Regions from separate parts of the Homo sapiens genome. Here region 1 is linked to region 2. The links are chromatin contacts, found by Hi-C or POLR2A ChIA-PET in ENCODE. All regions are on one chromosome and are shown on one strand. The core of a region is the stretch at or near the end of the contact, and the rest is flanking DNA. Distances in the headings are between cores, read along the strand shown. Region 1 holds the start of CEP41 (centrosomal protein 41). Region 2 overlaps COPG2 (coat protein complex I subunit gamma 2).

Evidence for each region. A loop is a pair of places that touch in the nucleus more often than their neighbours do. ChIA-PET counts read pairs that join two places held with the same protein, here RNA polymerase II (POLR2A). Pooled maps may share reads with other maps.
Region 1: a loop to region 2 is called in a map of heart left ventricle, with 8 times the contacts of the local background. The contact joins the promoter of CEP41 here to the enhancer-like site in region 2. A Hi-C loop is called at or near these places in 1 of 168 maps with a recorded cell type or tissue (heart left ventricle), 1 of 37 single-sample maps with no recorded cell type and 7 of 50 pooled maps. POLR2A ChIA-PET finds 5 or more read pairs at or near these places in 1 of 52 experiments (activated naive CD4-positive, alpha-beta T cell).

Annotation. Positions count from the first base shown.
Region 1 is chr7:130,439,263-130,444,582 of GRCh38, reverse strand. It overlaps CEP41 (centrosomal protein 41), which reads left to right and starts at 3,567. Exons shown (of 11, transcript NM_018718.3): 1 at 3,567-3,649. The coding sequence starts at 3,617. LOC105375505 (a long non-coding RNA gene) reads right to left here and starts at 2,829. Exons shown (of 3, transcript XR_927973.3): 1 at 1,895-2,829; 2 at 1,694-1,813; 3 at 1,357-1,480. RefSeq lists an enhancer at 3,127-3,881.
Region 2 is chr7:130,564,676-130,569,701 of GRCh38, reverse strand. All of the region lies in intron 9 of COPG2 (coat protein complex I subunit gamma 2), which reads left to right. Among named protein-coding and RNA genes, the nearest start is that of COPG2IT1, 24 kb to the right of the region's middle. Within about 2 kb of position 2,963, at least 8 of the 41 ENCODE cell types and tissues checked have a DNase peak (open chromatin) inside an H3K27ac peak, as active enhancers do; they include heart left ventricle, where a contact is called at or near this core.

The DNA of each region.
Region 1 (5,320 bases), core at 2,318-4,817, 130 kb after region 2:
GATTAATCAGTGGAAGTAGGAACTTTTAAAGAAAAGAATCAGAATTTCTTCTCTTACAAACAAAGCTTGAACCTCTTAGCAATCACGACTTTGATTGCAAGACTCTTACTAAAGTGCCTGGAGAGTCTTTTACTGCCAAGAACTGCGGCACTTCAGATAGAGGAATTACTCAGAATTCAGCTTCAGTCTAAATCAGCCCACACAAAAGCCATAGACAGTTTCCAGGCTGAAGTCAACATCAGGTTTTTTGTTTCTTAGAGGGAGAATGTAATTTTTAAATTATAAAATTAATTCACAGTCAATGAAGAAAATTTGTGAAATACATAAAAGTATAAAGAATAAAACAAATATCCACATTCCATAATCCAAAGATGGTTTATATTTTTGATTTTGCTTTCAATTTTTCTCTGCAGATACCTGTATTTTTCTCCATGCAAATCAGGATTATATTAAATAAAAAGTTGTTTCTTGCTCTTTTCATCTACTGTATCAGGAACAGTTCTCCACTGCCTTAATTATGCCTTGAAACATACTTTTAAATGATTCCATAAGATTACTTTGTATAGATATGCCAGCATTTATTTTAATCATTTTTAAATTGATGATCAATTAGATTGTTTCAATTTTTATCATTTTAAATATACTTCCAGTAAACATCTATGGATGTAATGTCTGTACATTTGTCCAATTATTTCCTTAGGAGGAATTCTTAGCATATTAAGATTTGAGGACTTCTCAATACCTACTCTCAAATTATTCTTCAAAATGATCATGCTCCTTTATATTCGCACTAACAATATGTGATCATGTTGTTTCATGAATCATTAGCCAGCACTAAGCATTATTGTTAAAGAAAAAAACTTTTGTACATTTGATAGTTGAAAAATGGGATCTAGTTATCTTGCTCTGTATTTTTTTTTTTTTTTTTTTGAAACGGAGTCTCGCTCTGTCGTCCAGGCTGGAGTGCAGTGGTGTGATCTCGGCTCACTGCAAGCTCCGCCTCCTGGGTTCACGCCATTCTCCTGCCTCAGCCTCCCGGATAACTGGGACTACAGGCACCCGCCACCGCGCCTCGTTAATTTTTTGTATTTTTAGTAGAGACGGGGTTTCACCGTGTTAGCCAGGATGATCTCAATCTCCTGACCTCGTGATCCGCCAGCCTCCCAAAGTGCTGGGATTACAGGGGTGAGCCACCGCGCCCGGTGCTCTGTGTTTTTTTGATATGTTTATTGGATGTTTTTCTTTTATCAGTTATCATTTTGTACCATTTGCCTATTTTTTACAAATAGAGACACGGTCTCACTGTGTTGCCCAGGCTGGTCTTGAATTTTTGGCCTGAAGTTATCCTCCTGCCTTGGTCTCTCAAAGTGCTGGAATTACAGGCGTGAGCCATTGCCACCACCATTTGCCTATTTTTTCAAAGTAAGCACTTGGCGTTCGTTTTGATCCAGTTTTGGCATAGCAGGATCCAAAAGGAATCCTAAAGAGAAATACATGATGTTAAAAGTCTTTTGGTTTATAGCTTTAAGCTTTCCAAGGATTCCATTGAGGCCAAATGTGAAGGAAAGGGGTGACTCTTTTAAAGGAGAGTCTCCTTGGACCACAACACCCCCCGCTCCCCACCCGCCGGCCAGAATCAGAATTGAGGGATTGGGGAGGGAACATGTATTTAAATTACCCCACCCAGACACACAGACACACAGTCAGTTGGATCCAAGAACCAGCCGGGTTCTATAATCTCTCTATAATGCTTCCTGTGCAGTCCAAATGTGACAACCACGATGACTAGTGAGGCAAGTAAACCAGATGTTCTCTGGAACAAAAGAGAGACAACCGTACAAAGAAGTGAGCCAAAACACTGAAGAATGGAAGTTGAATGGACTGTTGGACCTACTTGTACTTTCTGCTGTTTTGGCTTTTTGACTGTTGTTCTTTAACTTGATTAATGCATTATCGCCCATCTACTCAGTTCCTCAAGTTAGAGAAACTATAGCCATCTTTGATGAATTTCTATTCCTTGCACCCCTTACCTCTTCTCATGTATACTATTGATTTTACCTACACGTCTTTAAATCTCTCCTTTTCTGTCTTTCTCACCACCTCTGAGTGTAGTCCCCTATCATCTCCCTCTCTCCTTTCCCGTTATTCTATCCATAATCTCTATGGTTACCCACAAGGTGCACCAGGTAAGCATACATTCTAAATACTAATGAATCTAGAAGTTTCTGCTTGCTATGCAAAAGCTTCTAGATTAACATTCTTCCCTCTGCCTCCTTCCAATTTTTTGCAGCCTTCAAACCCTTCCTTAGCAGAGGAGTGAGAGACTGAGAATTTTAGAGGGGTTAAAGAACTGGCAAAGATTATGGAAATTAAGACAAAACTTAATAAACATGAAAGAGTGACATGAAAAGTCCAAGAAGCAGCTGTGGCCAGAATTCAAAATTCTGGTCAAGCAGCACTGACTGGCAACATGATCCAAGGTGTAGCCCTAAGGTTGGGTTGCTGAAGTGCCTAAGAGAACAAGGGCATGTGAGGCCATGTTGTTGAATGGGTCATCTCACAGACCCTGAAGTAGCTCAAATGTGTGCTATTATTCACTAACAGACAACTGGCGAGTATGAACTGCTCAGAGTAACCTTTCTCCATTCCTGGAAAAACAACTTAGAGCAAAGGACAAAGGGTTACTGTGTTGTTCCTTTCATGTAAAAGGAAATAATAATTTTGATGGATTTGGTGGGACATTTAGGAGCCAAGTCAAACTGTGTGTGTAATTGTTTTGTAAAGGTGCTAGGACTTCATTTTCAGATCCGGAATGGGAACAGGTGGTGGCTGGTGGCAGGAGTCACAATGGTTTCCATGACGACGGGATTGGGTCCTAGTCATCCTCCCATTCTCCACAAGACCTACTGCAGCTTTTCTCATAAGGTGCTTATTAAGTATTTGTTAAATGAACGATGAACCACAGAATAGCGCGTGTGCTTTGCAATTAAGGATGTCGCTCTATAGCTAGCCTAAAAGCTTTTAAAGCACCGATAATTACTGTATTTACCCATGTATTTTGCATAATTCGCATATTAACTTAACCAGAAAATAATAAACCATACTCTCCCATTTCTGCTGAACAACCCTGGCCCATATAATATTCCCTGTTGTGGAATCAGTAGCCCAGATGTTTGGTTGAAACGGCCATAAAACGGAGCTGGGGGATGGGGAGTCTTGTGTTGTATTTATGGTTCCACATTAGCTAAAACTCGTGTTTTGTCCCGGCTCTCAAGCCACTGCCCCCGCCCCCGGCTTTGCGCAGGCGCCAGCCTTCCCCTCCCCCCGCGCCTCTCTTCCCGCCCTAAGGCTGGAGCCGGCGAGCCCCAGCCCAGAGAACAAAAGGCCTCGCTAGCCGGCGTCCCGCGTTGCCCTTGGCAACCATTGAGCGGCGTCTTGCCCTTCTGCGACCCTGAGATGAGAGAGTAAACGGGGCCCCCATTGGCCGGCCGGGGAAGACGGGCCAATCGGAGAAGAGGGTATAGGGAGGCGGCTGAACAAGGTTGTGGGGGTAGGAAGCTAGGGTTAGAGGCAACCCGTGAGGCTAGAACCCCGAACGTGGTCGGTTGGAGAAAATATGTCCCTCCGGAGGCACATTGGGAACCCTGAGGTGAGGGCCAGGTCTCGGCCGGAGAGCCGGAGGGGGCGGGCGCACCGGAAAAGGCTCATGTGGGCAGGGAAGAGCAGCCAGCGACTTCCGCCGCCCGGAAGGCGGGAAGGGGCCGGCGTGAGGAGGGGTCGGGATGCAGGGGCGGGGCGGGCCGGGCTTGGGGGCCGCGGGGCAGCGTTCAGGACCCCGTTTTGAGGAGCGATCTCTCCCCGCGTACGCACGCCAGTACTTGTGACTGCGAGGAGCGAAGTACCCAAAGACACAGCCCTTGCCCTCAAATGGCTTACAGTCTCGGAGTGACAGTTACAAAACAGAAAAGACAAAGGAAGCGCTGCACACTAATGGCACGTGTTGAAAGCCAGCCAGCATCTCTGATTGTGGGGATACAGGAAGAGCAGGAGTAAGCTGACCAAACCTTTGGAAAACGGGCAAAATAGGACATTAGGCTTACCCCTCTCTCCATAGGACCCTTCAGTTTCTTCATCTGTTTCACCGCTAGTCCCCTGCTGCATTTGTGGCAGTTTCAACAAACGTTATTGGAAACTTCCACGGTGCAGTAGGTGCTAGACGTACAAAGAAGACAAGGCCTCTGCCCTTTAATAAATTGCGTATAGTGGACCAGGCGCGGTGGCTCAGCCTGTAATCCCAGCACTTTGGGAGGCCGAGGCGGGCGGATCACGAAGTCAGAAGTTTGAGACCAGCCTGGCCAACATGGCGAAACCCCGTCTCTACTAAAAATACAAAAATTAGCCGGGCGTGGTGGTGAGGCGCCTGTAATCCCAGCTACTCGGTAGGCTGAGGCAGGAGAATCGCTTGAACCCAGGAGATGGAGGTTCCAGTGAGCCGAGATCGTGCCATTGCACTCCAGCCTGGGTGATAAGAGCGACTCTGTCTCAAAAAAATAAAAATAAACAATAAATAAATTGCGTCTAGTGAAGGAGCCTGTGAACAGAATTTGAGTACAGTGTGGTCGGGGAGCAAGATGTTACGAGAAAATAGGTAGTACTCAACTGAGGGAGTGAGAGAAGGGTTGTGGAGATGGAAGGGGTGGCAAGGCCATTCATTAGCCAGGTGAAGCATCATCCCGGGTAGAACAGCCCAAGTGAAGGTAAGGAGTGTGTGAACTCAGAACAGGCCCCTGTAGGAGTCCAGGCTTTCTCTGCCTTGCTGAGGTTCTTAGCCTTTATCCCAAATAGGAGTTGTAACTGTTTCATCTCTTGGTGGCTGCCTGGTACTAGGCTGAGAAAGCTGTAAGGCTGAGTCTAAGCCCTGCAAGAGAGCCATGGTCAATTGGTAATGTCTAAATGCTGCATGATCTCACTTATACGTGGCATCTTAAAAAGTCCAGCTCATAGAAGTAGAGAATAAAATGGTGGTTACCAGAGCCTGGAGGGTGGGGGGAAGGAGGGCAGAAATGGGAAGATGTTGATCCAAGGGCACAAAGTTACAGTTAAACAGGAGGAATGGTTTTTGAGATCTCTGGCACAGCATGGTGACTATAGTTAATAATAATTACAGCAGACTCATAACCCCCAGTAGAAAATCCATGTACAACTTTTTACTCCCCTCCCCCCTGCAAAAAAACTTAACTACTAATAGCCTACTATTGACTGGAAGGCTTCCTGATAACAGAAACACTTGATTAACATATTTTGTATCTCATATGTATTA
Region 2 (5,026 bases), core at 1,714-4,213:
TGATTTAAGGAGGATTCACTCTTTCTCTATCTTTTGGAATAGTTTCAATAAGATTAGTACCAATTATTCTTTGAATGTCTGATATAATTCAGCTGTGAGTTTATCTGGTCTTGGACTTTTTTTTGTTGGAAACTTTTTATTACCATTTCAATCTTGCTGCTTGTTATTGGTCTGTTCAGAGTTTCTATTTCCTCCTGGTTTGATCTAGGAGGGTTTGTATATTTCCAGGAATTTATCCATCACCTCTAGATTTTCTGGTTTGTGTGTATAAAGGTGTTCATAGTGGCCTTGAATGATCTTTTGTATTTCTCTAGTATTTTGGTTTTAATATCTCCCGATTCCTTTTTAATTGAGCTTACTTGGATCTTCTCTCTTCTTGGTTAGTCTTGGTAATGGTCTGTCAATTTTGTTTATCTTCAAAGAACTAGCTTTTTGTTTCATTTATCTTTTGTATTTTTTGTTGTTGTTGTTGTTTCAGTTTCATTTAATTGTGCTCTGATCTTGGTTATTTCTTTTCTCTTGCTGAGTTTAGGTTTGGTTTGTTCTTGTTTCTCTAGTTCCTGGAGGTTTGACCTTAGATCATCTATTTATGCTCTTTCAGACTTTTTGGTGTAGGCATTTAGTAGTATGAACTTTCCTCTTAGCACCTTTTTTGCTGTATCTCAGAGGTCTGTATATACTATTATTGTTCAGTTCAAAGAATTTTTTAATTTCCATCTTGATTTCATTGATGACCTGACAATCATTCAGGAGCAGATTATTTAATTTCCATGTATTTGCCTGGTTTTCAAGGTTCCTTTTGGAGTTGATTTCCAGTTTTATTCTACTGTGGTCTGAGAGTGTACTTGGTATAATTTTAATTTTCTTAAATTTATTGAGACTTGTTTTGTGGCCTGTCATATGGTTTATTTTGGAGAATGTTCCATGTGCTGATGAATAGAATGTATATTCTGCAGTTGTTGGGTAGAACGTTCTGTAAATATCTGTTAAGTCCATGTGTTGTAGGGTATAGTTTAAGTCCGTTGTTTCTTTGTTGACTTTCTGTCTTGATGACCTGTCTCGTGCTGTCAGTGGAGTATTGAAGTACACCACTATTATTGCGTTGCCGTCTATCTCATTTCTTAGGTCTAGTAGTAATTGTTTTATAAATTTGGGAGCTCCAGTGTTAGGTGCATATATATTTAGGATTGTGATATTTTCCTGTTGGACTAGTGCTTTTATCATTATATAATGTCCGTCTTTGCTTTTTAAACTATTGTTGCTTTAAAGTCCGTTTTGTCTGATATAATAGCTACTCCTGCTCACTTTTGGTGTCCATTTGCATGGAATACCTTTTTCCGCCCCTTTACCTTAAGTTTATGTGAGTCCTTATGTGTTAGATGAGTCTCTTTAAGACAGCGGACTTGGTTGGTGGATTCTTTTTTTTGAGACAGAGTTTCGCTCCTGTTGCCCAGGCTGGAGTGCAATGGCGCGATCTTGGCTCACCGCAACGTCCGTCTCCCAGGTTCAAGTGATTCTCCTGTGTCAGCCTCCCGAGTAGCTGGGACTACAGGCATCCACCACCATGCCCAGCTAATTTTTGTATTTTTAGTAGAGACAGGGTCACCATGTTGGCCAGGCTGGTCTCAAACTCCTGACCTCGTGATCTGCCTGCCTCGGCCTCCCAAAGTGCTGAGATTACAGGTGTGAGTCACCGCACCTAGCCCTCTTACATTCAGTGTTATTACTGAGATGTGAGTGAGGTACTATTCTATTCATCATGCTAGTTGTAGCCTGAATACCTTGTTTTTTATTTTTCATTGTGTTATTGTTTTATAGGCCCTGTGAGATTTTTTTCTTTAAGGAGGTTCTATTTTGGTGTATTTCAAGGTTTTGTTTCAAGATTTAGGACTCCTTCTACAGTTATTGTAGTGCTGGCTTGGTGGTGGCGAATTCTCTCAGCATCTGTTTATCTGAAAAGAACTTTATCTTTCCTTCATTTATGAAGCTTAGTTTCACTGGATACAAAATTCTTGGCTGATAATTATTTTTTTTAAGGAGGCTATCGATAGGACCCCAGTCCCTTCTAGTTTGTAGGGTTTCTGCTGAGAAATCTGCTGTTAATCTGGTAGGTTTTCCTTTATAGCTTACCTGATGCTTGTGCCTCACAGCTCTTAAGATTCTTTCCTTCATCTTGACTTTAGATAATCTGATGACTAAATGCATAGGTGATGATCTTTTTGTGATGAATTTTCTGGCTGTTCTTTGAGCTTCTTGTATTTGGATGTCTAGGTCTCTTGCAAGGCCGGGGAAGTTTTCCTTGATTATTCCTTCAAATAAGTTTTCCAAACTTTTAGATTTATCTTCTTCCTTGGGAACACCAGTTATTCTTAGGTTTGGTCATTTAGCATAATCTCAAACTTCTTGGTACCACCCAGTTGGTAGTTTTTTTATCCTCATCCTCTCCCACCCTACACCCTCAAGTAGGCTCCAGTGCCTATTGTTCCCTTCTTTGTGACCATGTGCACTCAATGTTTAGCTTCCCTTATAAGTGAAAACATGCAGTATTTGGTTTTCTGTCCCTGTGTTAATTTGCTTAGGATAATGGCCTCCAGCTCTATCGATGTTGCTGCAATGGACATAATCTCATTCATTTTTATGGCTGCATAGTATTCCATGGTGTATATGTACTACGTTTTCTTCATCCAGTCCACTGTTGTTGGGTATCTAGGTTGATTCCATGTCTTTGCTATTGTGTGTAGTGGTGCAGTGAACATAGGAGGGCCTGTGTCTTTATGGTAGAACTGTTAGTCCAAACTGTACCATTTTGTAAGCCCCTTGTCATTTCATAGACCTTGATCAAAGTGAAACATTCCTTGGGGGACTGGGCCGTGAGAAACATCCTGCCCGACTGCCTGACTTTCTTATCACATTCTGCTGGGAAAAAGTCCAAGGAACATCACTGTCACATCCTGCCAGAACAAGGGCCAAACCACCTCATCATGGGAACATCTTATCAACATCCTCCCGGGCAGCAAGCCATAACCCTCAGACCCCTCCCTCCCAGGCCTAAAATTGCCCCAGCCTGTAAGCAGAGGTGGGCCCTGGCATTAAGCTGGTGCCCCGCCTCTGCAGGTCTTATGCTGGACATAAAACCTGCATTGCTGTAGAGCCGCCAACTCTCTCTCAGTCTTTCTTTAATCCTCGCCTTCTCATCAAAACCTAAGAAGAACAATTCATATTCCTTCGGGTTCGTATTTAGTAATGGGATTGCTGGATTGAATGGTAGTTCTGAGGTCTTTGAGAAATCTCCAAACTGCTTTCCACAGTGGCTGAACTAATTTGCATTCCCAACAGCAGTGTGTAAGCATTCCCTTTTCTCTGCAACCTCACCAGCATCTGTTACTTTTTGACTTTTTAATAATAGCTATTCTGACTGGTACAAGATGGTACCAAGCATATGAAAAAATGGTCAACATCACTAATCATTAGAGAAATGCAAATCGAAACCACAATGAGATACAATTTCACACCAGTCAGAATGACTATTTTTATGCTTTCAACAGTTTCACTCTGATGTGTATATATTTGAATATTTTTGTATTTATTCTGCTTGAGACTTTTTGAGCCTCTTGGGTACATAAATTAATGTTTTTTCTAAATCAAACTTATGAGGTTTTCAGCCATGGTTTCTTCTTATGTTCTTTTTCCCCTTTGTGTCTCTCTTTTCCTATGAAAACTCCTATCATCCAAAATGTTGGTACCCTTGGTCATGTTACACAGGTCTCCAAAGCACTGTTCATTTTTCTTCCTTCTTTTTTTATTTTCATCAGCTGGTTTATCTCAGTAGATCTACAAGTTTTCTTATTCTTTCATCTGCCTGTGCAAGTCTGCTATTGAACTTTTTCTGGTGAATTTTTCATTCCAGTCATTGCACTTTGCAAATCTAGAATTTCTATTTGGTTTCTTAAAAAAAAAAATCATTTCTGTCACTTTATTGGTAGTCTCATAAGACATCTTGTTGTACTTCCCTTTAAATTAAATATTTTAGTTTCCTTTAGTTCTTTGAACATATTTATATTAGCTGACTTAAAGTTTTTGCCAGTAAGTTCAACATCTGGGCTTCCTCAGGAATAAATTCTATTGACTACTTTTTTTCCCCCATAGATGGGTCATAGTTAAGTATTTCTTTGTGTGTCTCATAATTATTTTGTCAGAAACATTATATTTTAAATATTATAATGTGACAACACTGGTAATCAGACCTTCCCTTTCCCTATCCCTGGGGTTTGTTGTTTTTGTTGTTGTTTGTGACCTTCCTGGACTATTTCTGTAGTCTTTATTCTGTATCTTGTATAGACACTGAAGTCTTTGTTTGATTAGCTGAGTCACAAATAATAATTTGACAGATTTTCTTAAATGCTTTAAACCAGTATGTCTCCCATCATTTTCCAACGGGTGCTGTGTATGTTGGGGCGTGCTTTCCATGCCCCGGGAGTTCACAGCTCTGCCTTAGCCTTCACTTCCTGCTTTGTGCAGAGCCTCAGAGTCAAGCAAAGGTTAGAGAGCGGAGCTCTGTCAGGTCTTTAGTGGCTGTTTGCTTAGCCCTGCACATGCACATGACCTTCTGTATCCCCAGAAATATTTTAGAAATTTTCAAAGCCCCCTAAGGACATCTCATTTCTCAAATTTTCCTTTTAAGTTTTTTGGCCAGCCTCTTGTTTGCCCCTGCTAAAATTGCTGCTTCTGGCAGCTGCAAGATTAACCAAATACTACTGATTTTTTTGGACAAACTCCCTGGGCATAGGGCTTTTCATGCTGAATGAGCTCTTGAGTCAGGTGAAGTAAAGATTAGCCTGTGAATAGGGCTTTTCTAGGAGCACCAGACAGGTCACATAGTGACAGTTCTCTGGGGATGAGATTTTGGCCCAGAGCTGCTTTTGTAGCTAGGCTGCTGGCATTCACAGTTACTGTGGTTCTGAGGCTGCTGGTTTCCAAGACTGCTATGGAACTGGGAAGAGGTGCATGGAAATTGAGAATGAGTAGG